Regions from separate parts of the Mus musculus genome. Here region 1 is linked to region 2. Evidence: chromatin loops called from intact Hi-C (ENCODE). Cell type or tissue: heart. All regions are shown on one strand. Region 1 has its middle 2.9 kb from the start of Gm35063. Region 2 has its middle 47 kb from the start of Gm39672.

Region 1 (5,000 bases), 150 kb after region 2:
ATGCCCCTCAACAGAGGAATGGATACAGAAAATGTGGTACATTCACACAATGGAGTAACTACTCAGCTATTAAAAAACAATGAATTTATGAAATTCTTAGGCAAATGGATGGATCTGGAGGATATCATCCTGAGTGAGGTAACCCAGTCACAAAAGAACACACATGATATGCACTCACAGATAAGATAGCCCAGAAACTTAGAATACCCAAGATCCAATTTGCAAAACACATGAAACTCAAAAAGAAGGAAGACCAACGTGTGGTTCCTTCTTAGAATGGGGAACAAAACACCCATGGAAGGAGTTACAGAGACAAAGTTCAGAGCAGAGCCTGAAGGAAGGACCATCCAGAGACTGCCCAACTTGGGGATCCACCCCATAAACAACCACCAAACCCAGTCACTAAGCAGATGCCAACAAGAGCCTGCTGACAGGAGCCTGATATAGCTGTTTCCTGCGAGGCTCTGCCAGTGCCTAACAAATACAGAAGTGGATGCTCACAGTCATCCATTGGATGGAGCAAAAGGTCCCCAATGAAGGAGCCAGAGAGCTGAAGGAGTCTGAAGCCCCATAGGAGGAACATCAATACGAACTAACCAGTACCCCAAGAGCTCCCTGGAACTATACCACTAATCAAAGAATACACATGGTGGAACTTGTGGCTCTAGCTATATGTGTAGCAGAGGTTGGCCTAGTCGGTCATCAATAGGAGGAGAGGCTCTTGGTCCTGTGAAGACTCTATGTCTCAGTATAGGGGAATGCCAGGACCAGGAATGGGAGTGGGTGGGTTGGGGACCAGGGGGAGGGGAGAGGAGATAGGGGATTTTTGGAGGAGAAACTAGAAAAGGGGATAACATTTCAAATGTAAATAAAGAAAATATCTAATTTTAAGAAAAAAGAAAAGAAAAGAAAAAGAGTCAGTCATGTGGGGATTGAGGAAATGAAGGGGAAATCCTTAGCCACTGAGGAGATGAGGAGGCCATTTGTGTATCTGTGTGTGTGTGTGTGTGTGTGTGTGTGTGTGTGTGTGTGTGTGTGTGTGGTGTGTGTTTGTGTGTGTATGTATGTGTGTATATGTGTGTATATGTGTTATGTATGTGTATATGTGTATTGTGTATACATGTGTCTGTGTGTCTGTGTGTTGTTTGTGTGTATGTGTGTATGTGTGCTTGTGTATATGTGTGCCTGTATGTATATGTGTGTGTATATGTATGTGTATATGTGTGTGTGTGTGAATGTGTGTGTGCCTATGTAGATGTATGTCTGTGTGTGTGAGTCTGTGCATGTATGTGTCTGTGTGTTGTCTGTCTGTCTGTGTATGTTTTGCACACACATGTGTTGGGAGATCATTTGGAAAGGACAAGAGAAGGCAGACATATCTGATCTTTAAACTGAGATGTGCAGTGTAAACCACCCCTACCGCCCACGACAGTGTCCCACACCAGCACAGTGCAGCTCAGTGTGGAAATGTTGGGAAGGCAGGGGCGTTGATGCTCTGTGCTGTGAGAAAGCCAAGCCACAGAAAGGACCATGGGCTCTGCTCAAATCCCACAAGAAAGACCCCACTATGGCAACAAATGCCTGGTTGTCATGTCACCCCAGTGCTGACTTCTAAAGGAATCAATTCTCTAGCTGTCAAGTGACGTCCTGGCTTTGAGTCTCCATAGGTAAAGGTCAGCAGGAAGGCAGCTCTGACTTCCTAATGCCAAGTGTCACAGGAGGATGAAGTGGCTGCCTGAAGCTGCTACTGTCAAAGTAGTTCCGTGTGAGTGTGTGATCTACCGGGAGCCCAGCGTGGCAGGACAGAAGCCAGGCAGGGGCTAAATGAGAGTCGGAGAGATGAAAGAATGACAGAATACTTGAGCATGCGCATTCATCTCAGAGCATGTGCATTCGTCTCAGCAGACTGCCCAAGCCCTTCTATCATCCCCAGCATGTCCCGGTGAATAGAGAGCACCAGGGTTCTCATGGTGTCTGCAGTCTCTAGAACTACAGACTGGTACCTCCTTCTGAGAGCCCCTGATGTGATTTCTTCTCCACTCCAAACCACTGGCAAATTCGCTAGGAGCTAGAGGCAAGAGGGAAGGTGTGCGTGGGCAGGAAGGGAACACGAATCTCTGGCTTCTGTCATCCACAAGCTAGTTCTCGTTTTCTGCAGAGACTGTGTTCTGAATGGCAACCTCAAGATGCCCGTGCTTAATGTCGGGCAAAAGCTATCCTCTAACTCAGCAGCCCCGCATCTCATCTGGCTGCAGATGCTAAGAAGCTCCTGATGAAGTTCACCTAGAGTCATGGGTGGACGCAGTGTTGGCCGAGGTGGTTTTGTGAGCGCCACCCAAAGCCTTTTGATCTGACCTGCTTGACAATTGATGCAAAAGGCTCTGTCTGTGAAAGGAGGATTTATAGGAAGGTAGGGTTTGCCTGCCTAGACACCACGGTGAGCAATGCCCATCCAGCTTAGGCAGTTGTCTCCCTGCTGAGGACTGCTTTCTGAGGCTCTGTGTCTACCTCTTTCGGAGGAAGATGAACTTGCCTCTTAATTCTTTTTAAAAAAGAAAACGACTGCATTCTGGGGTCTCACTGCTCTTGAAGCTTTTCCTGATGTGTCACCCAAGAAGAGCTGGGCACACTCACTCACTACCGCCTGGCAGCAATGACAAAGGAGGCTAAATTGTACCGTGGACAACAGGATCTTTCAAGAACTTCTCATTGTAAATCAACTTTAAGAGTGCTTCGCCAACTATAGCCTTGGGAAAGGCAGTCCGCTCAGCAATTCCCTTCTTCTGACAGGCTATTCACAAATTCCTGAGCATCTCAGAGCCAAGAAGTATGCAGCTAATTTCTTCTATACAGCCTGAAACCCATCTCAAGTCCTAAAAAGCTTATCAAAGTGTGTGAGCTGGTGCCACCTTTCGGGCATTAGTGGTACTGCAGCCTAGCTCTGTTATAAGTAAATGTCCAGACCTAAAGCATCATAGAGTCGAGAGATACAGTATGTTTTTAAAAATAAAAAATAAAAATCTTTATATGAACATTAGTTGGTATTATTTTGCAGGGAGTGGACTGGGGTTCTTGGTGTTGGAGACAGGAGTCATGGATATGTGTGAGGAGATGAAGACAACTGATTGACAGAAATGTCTTTGAAAAATTCTCTGTGTAGAAGAAACTGATCCAGTCCTAACCCTCCCCCCACTCGCCCCCAGCTGAGAGTTGGCCACCCTGTGCGATACTCCAGGAAGAGCTTGCTCGATGGGAGGTGTGAGCTGTCTTGGTCACACACAGCCAGGATAGTAGGCTCATCCTTCAGAGTGCAGACGGGCCAGAAAGGAGCTGCAGAGCGTCCATGCGCTGTGTAATTCTCAGGAATAACTTTACAGTGGAGAGTAAAGACAGGCAAAGATAAAGCGAAAGCAGTCGCTCGATGCACCTACCAGGGGTCACGCGCATGCGCTGTTCTTATGATGCCTCACAAGAAGGCCGTTCCTTTTGCTTTGGAGTAAAGAAAGCTTAGCAGGCTGTTGTAACTTGTCTGAATTCACACGCCTTATAGGAGAAAAGGGGTGGATTCAAACTCAGGCCTTTCTGAGGTTGCTTCTGAGAGGTTCCTAGGCTACCCCGTTTCTTCCCTGTTGCTGTCACCGAGAACTCTGAAGACAACGAGAATAAAGGCACTTACTTGTCCTTCAGAGCAATGAGTATTGTGCAGTTGGCTCCGTACCAGGTGACGCAGGAACAAAGGAAGCATGGAGAATAATCCCAAGAGAAGCTAAAACCATGACGTCAGCTGAAGAAGGCTAGTTATGTTGTGGGTCTTAGGTTCATGGAAGATTCTTGCTAGACGGTGGCCCCCGCTGTTCGTCATCGGAATGAGAGAGGAGGAATTTGGTCCCAGCAGCAGCCTACAGATGTCTGTATGGGAGGATTTCCTGGTCTTGGAATGGGTCAAGACAGAAAAAAGGGGGTGCAGGGGAGACACAAATGCACACAAAAGCAGAGCCGGGTTGTCTTGGTGTGTGGGCTTTGAAGAAGCCAATGTCAGCCTTACTAATGGGACTCACTGGGCGTGGCCCTCAGGACTGTGACACTGGCACTTGGGGCTGTAATGGAAAAGTGGCCAGATCCCTGGAGAGTCAGCACTGACTACAGTGCTGGGGAGATAAAATCCCCACATTAGTCTTTCACCACTAAATCGTGACAGATCTCAACAAGCACAGAGCACTGTATGGGGGTAGCTCCTAGGACCAGTGTCTCTGGCTCTGCCCCAGGAAGGGCAAATTGTCTAACTTCTATGAAGTTGGTCCCCTGGTCTATAAAGTTGAGCTAAGGCTGTGCTTGCCTAACCTGCATGAAACCAAGGCTTCTGTCCCCAGGGTCTCAGAGAACCAAACCAACAAAACACTGGACCAACCCCGGGGCCCCAGATCAATCAGGATTCTGCAGAGAAGGCCTTGCATCAGCTCAGCGGTTCATGAAGATTGCCTGACATGTTCTTGATGATTGATAGCCAGTCCCTACTCCCCAGTCTCTCGAGTTCACACAAGTCTAAACAAGCTCTGCTTTCAGAGAGGAAAGGCCTTGGTTTTATGTCCTTGGATGAATCCTGCAAGATTACTCTATCAAACTTAGTCAAGGGCACTACTTACAGCTAAAAGGGGTCCGGGGTGGTGGTAATGATAGAAGCCCTCCCCCACCCCAGGCCTGTCAACCCAGATCTTCCTAGACCTTCTAGAGCAAGGGTTACTTACTGTCCCCTTGGGCCAATCTATCTAGTCAATGTTGCCTAGTTGCATTTGGCCCATCTAGGTCACTTGTCCACCTAGAAACAGATTCCAAAGAGACTCTAAATTCTCTTTGATCAAGCTGGCTTCCAATTTCAAGCCCTCTGCTGACTTCCCAGTGGCTTCAGCCAAGTCCCTTAATCTTCCCAAGCTGTGATTGCCTCACCCATAAGGTGGGATTGAAAGCCTTGGGGCTCTGTGCTATGCTTGGAATTAGATTAC
Region 2 (5,000 bases):
CTTTGTTCATATCTGGGTGGCAGGCAGGTTCCAGGGTTAGTAAATACAGATTTCCTGCTGCGCTGCACATGCATAATCTATTGTAGGCTGCTAGTCAGACTGTTCTGACTCACTTCTCCAACACAGCTTCTCACCAACCTCTTTCTAATGTTTGGCCTCTGTTGGTGAACCTTGTTAAGGCCAATCGTTTTGACAGTTGTTGCAGAGTAATGATTTTTACATCATTTTGCAAGAATGCCAGTGGTCTTGGCACTGTGTTATAAGCATGAGTTCTGTTTTCTCCTCCATGTATTTGTTTATTGATTTATTATGGACCCATAGATGCTAGAATGTAAATGGACTATAAGTTACTATAGTTATTTCTTGGTATCTGTGGAGAGGTGGTTCCAGGAGCCCCTGAGATATTAAATCCTAACACTGCATGCGATCTGTATCTCCTCCATGCCTGTCCTATACTTTAGGCCACTTCTTGATCACTTATAATGCCCAATAACCTAGAAATGCTAAGGTCTGTTGCATCTACAGATGTGGGGCTCATGTGGGAGGGATGGCACACTCCACTTGTTTATTTTGGTTCTCTGTGCTCTATGTTTGGCCAACAGGAGCTCCTTCCCCTGTTCCTGTGACATTCCCATAGGTTTTGAGTCTTTCTTTTCTTCTGGCATCACAACATGTTCCTGGCTTATCTTGTACTTTCCTCTCCCAGCCCTGAAGTCAGCCATTCCTTTAAAGCACTCTAGTTTTCTTTATTAGTGAACAGCATTGCAGAATGTGTCTGCCTGCTAGTGGGTGCATTACAGTTTGGTCTCTGGTTTTTTTCTACCTTATTCTTTGTAACTATTACTCTTCTGGGTATTTAGCAGAACGATTATATACCTATGGCCATACCGACAGATGTTGGCACTGTTTTCAGCTTATTCCTATTCCCAGAAAGTTTCAGTGACCACTCTGGCACACACTCCTTGGGCATCTGTAACTGACTCTATGAGGGATATATTGATCATGAGGTATGTATTCAAAATTGTACTTGATACTGCTGTCTAGTTCTGTGACTGAATAATCAGGTGGGAAGGCATCTAATACCTCTCAGAGGTTTTGCTTTTACACAGAGCAAGCAGTGCCAACAGCCACTTGTCTTCACTGGCGTGGACCAGCTCTGTAAAGCATGGAGCTGTGCAGATGGCCTTCACAGGGACAGAAGGCATTTGGAAAGCTGGTCAAATGAAAAAAGTGGTTCCTAAGTGAGGGAATGGAGCAAGCCTCAGGCAGTAGCTCTCCACTTCCCAGCCCTCTCCTGGGTGAGTCTGTTGCTTGTCTTGGGGCTACTCCTTCATTTGCAGCCTTTGCAAGAGGCCTTCGGAGATAGGATGATGATCTCCTGGCTTCTCCTGAAGGCCAGGAGAAATCTGATCAGATTTCACACTAACAGTTCTTGTCAAATTTTATCAGGGCTGAAGTAAACATTTTATGTTATGCTAATATTTTATTGTATTGAGACACCATCTCATTATATAGACCATCTCGTTATATAGACCAGGCTGGCCTTGATCTCACAAAGATCCACCTGCTTCTGCCTCATTGATGCTGGAATTAAAGTGTACACCACTATTCCTAGCTTCATTCTCATTTGAAACAAGATCTTCCTAGCCTTCCACCTGGATTCTTTTTGCCATAGCCTCCCAAGAGCTGGGTTTATAAGCCTGTACCATCAGACTTGGCCCAAATGCTTTTCTTAAAAAAGCCATACCAAGATACTAACTCAGCTCACCAAAAACTCTTAACATCGAAGGAAAAAACACAGAGCATACATGGCTATAGATGGAAACCCAGCACAACACAGGGTATTGATATCAAGATCAAATGTGGAGCTGCAGTCAGAGGCATGGAGGGAAATAAAGACAGCAATCAGGTCAGGGCAGGAAGGTGGACTGGGTCTTGGCAGTGTCTGTAAAAAGAGGCATGCAGAGCTCTCCTCTGAGATGCAAGCGAGGTTTCTGCTCACCGTGAAGGGGCCTCTGTGGAAGGAACATGCAAAGAGCACAAGGGATTGAAGTCAGAAACCTGGAAATGCCTGTAAGTCAAAAGTGGAATTTTTCTGGATTTGAAGACATCTTGAGGGTGGTCTCTTCCTCTTAGACGGAGACAAGATTTGAGGATTTCTTGTACCTCCCCAGGTTGGATTAGGCTCGGTCAAGTCTACTATATAGGGTTGACTTGAGGCCAGCTGTCCACACAGGTCCCGCCTTGCCTCTCACATCCACTTGAGCCTTCCCCTGGGGGAAGGGACTTCCAGGCAGTGGCAGGTAAACTTAGGAAATTATTGAATCTAATTCAACATTTTATCCTATTTCCTTTATGTAGTTATACATGTATGTTCACATATGTGATATAGATCTCTATCTATCTATTTATCTATGCACAGATATTTACATATCTACTTTTTCTTTTGACTAAACTTTTAAAAAACACCATATGTCATTATATGTTTTGAAGACAGAAACTCTGTATGTTATTTAGATGGAGTGAATTTATTACCCCATGGTAACCCTTATCTTCAAGGAGTACACTCTAACATCTCTAGTTGGTACGAAAAACTGTAGAGAGAACTGAACCTGGTGTGGACTGTCTTTGTTTTTATACATACATGCCTGTAGTAAAGTCAAATTTACAAGTTAGACCCAGTAAGAGATTAATAGCAATCACTAATAATAAAATAGAACAATTTTTACACTATGCTATAATAATATTTGTGAGACTAGGCAGTATCTCTTGAGAGGGACAATTATTAATATTTTTGACTGCTTTAAAAAAACCTCATCTAACTGAAACTACATACTATATGTGTGGACTATATGTGTGGCTATAACCTGTTAAGTAGGCATAAGACTGTTAGCCAGTAGAGTCAAAGGGACCCCCTAAATAAGCCAACAAGAAAATTATTAAGAAATGGCTACTATTCCAAGGACTAGAAGAAAAGGGCATGAGTTGCTCTGTGTCCCTGTGGACAAGCATGGAGCTTGGTGGCTTAGGAACTGGGGGCTGGAACTCAGCAGCTGGATACAGCTGTTGCTCTAGGAAAGCACTACAGCTACCAGGAAGGGAAGGTTACTGCTAGGAACAGAGCAGGGACAGGAAGGAGCAAGAAGCAGCAAGTGTTTCTTCCTCCAGCCTGGCACTCCCCTGCCACATCCCGCTTTGGAAAAATTTGCAGTGGGACTTGTGGGTCCCAGCTTGGCAGTACAGATGAGCCAAGTATGGTTGTCTGTTGCTGTCCCAGGAGCATGGTTCTGGTACTCCCTACAGTCAGCAAAATCTGCAAATGCTCCACTGCCATGTATGAAATGGAGTGGTGCTCATTTATAACCTCTAATGTCCTCCCATGCACTCTAAAACCTCTTTAGATGCTCTCTTCTGCCTGGTGCTAAGTAGATGCTGTGAAAGTGGCTGTCCTGTTGTACAGTTTAGGAAATAACAAAATCCTATATATGGTCAGTGTAGACACTTGGTCAGTCTGCTATCGATTGAACCCACCGACCTGGACCTACTAAAGGCTGACCTTACAGAAAAGGAGCCTGGAGCAGAAAAACAGTGTTTTAGTGAGTGGAAGAAAGCATAGACACTTGAGTACATGCTTTCTTGAAGAAGAACATTGTTGTCTACACGTGGAGCACTCATTACCCTGACTGAGCAGTGCACATGCCCTGGGATTGCCTGTCACTTCTCCCAGATGTTTTTGTGGTTGAGATCTGTGTTTTTTCAGGGATTAGGATTCAGTCATGTCTTCCCCACTGCATTTACCTCATTAGCTTCTCTTATTCTAGACCAGTCTACCCCAAACCCCCTTGTTTATAAAGGCTTATGATAATAGATCAGAGCAATCAAGTTGTACAAAGTCCTATATTCTGAAGATCCAACTCCTCACGGCAATTTAAAAACTGCACTCTAATTTTTAAAAATAATTCCTGATAGTTGTAGTAACTTAGAAGTTTCCTTTAAATTGATTAGATCTCTTCAGTCATTGTCAAGAAGACAGATCCACCATGGCTTAAGGCAGGGTTAGATCTCAGCAATCCCACTGTTGAACATGTCAGTATGACTGCTGAAACACAGCAGGTTAAATGTGCACTGCGTGTGTGCAGGCTCCAGAAGACCTCGGCTGGGTTTCACTTGGAGGGGAGGTCTTGGTTGTCTGTCAGAGTGATGCACACCCGACTGGGAGCTGTGGCATGTGGCTATGGCACAGCATCAAGGAGAGAGTGTCATGCTGTGTGCCACTAGCCCAAGAAAAGGCCATAGTTCAACATTCAAAGTGCCATTATTGAGTGTGTGTCATTGACACAGCCCTAGGGAGTTGAAATGTTGCCAACTGGATCACCCTAAGTTGGACATTGTGCCTCACAGAAGGCAGCCTTGTGGTGTGTGTGTCTTAGCAGAGGAGTCATGTGTAATTTTTGAAGATCCCAACTTCAGACATGGCACCTTAGCAACAAAAGCCAGATGATTCTCGGAGTGATGGGGAAGATAGGACTGCATACCTTAACAGGCACGGAAGCTAGTGCTAGTAGAGCTTGCCCTGGTCCCGTGCGCTATGCTCTCCTCTGCCACCCCACGTGCCGTGTGTGTGTGTGTGTGTGTGTGTGTGTGTGTGTGTGTGTGTGTGTGTGTGTGTGTCTGGACTTAGTCTCTGCTGGTAGAAGCTGTGTTCAGAGTGGGTATCATCTCATTCCCTTAACTCTAGAATTGAGCTGGTGTTAGGTCTAGCCTTAACCAACAGGAGAACAAAAGTCATGGAACAGAGGCTAGAAAGTGCTTGCCTTCTGGGGCTTTCCCCCTCCTGCTGATGGAAGAACACGTTGGCAAAGAGCCTGAGCTAGCCAGCTGGACAGACCATACAAAGAGAATTGGGGTATCCTTGACAAACAGTATCCCAGTCTCTAACTGGACCACAAGAGCAAATGTAGGTGAGACCAAAGGAAGACAGCTTCCCGAGTCCATTTGAC

What was found. Peaks named below come from ENCODE experiments on the same cell type or tissue, not always from the same donor. Only the 100,000 strongest peaks of a DNase experiment are listed, where the experiment ranks them.
Region 1: it touches region 2 in a loop (3-fold over the local background); 4 of 42 quality-filtered maps call a loop at or near these places.

The regions. Positions count from the first base shown.
Region 1 is chr11:31,612,419-31,617,418 of GRCm38, forward strand. No RefSeq gene overlaps it. Among named protein-coding and RNA genes, the nearest start is that of Gm35063, 2.9 kb to the right of the region's middle. In heart, a CTCF peak has its summit at 2,925 (motif pointing left); a DNase peak (open chromatin) is centred at 3,733.
Region 2 is chr11:31,461,976-31,466,975 of GRCm38, forward strand. No RefSeq gene overlaps it. Among named protein-coding and RNA genes, the nearest start is that of Gm39672, 47 kb to the left of the region's middle. In heart, no CTCF peak of the experiment used is centred here; DNase peaks (open chromatin) are centred at 716 and 3,066.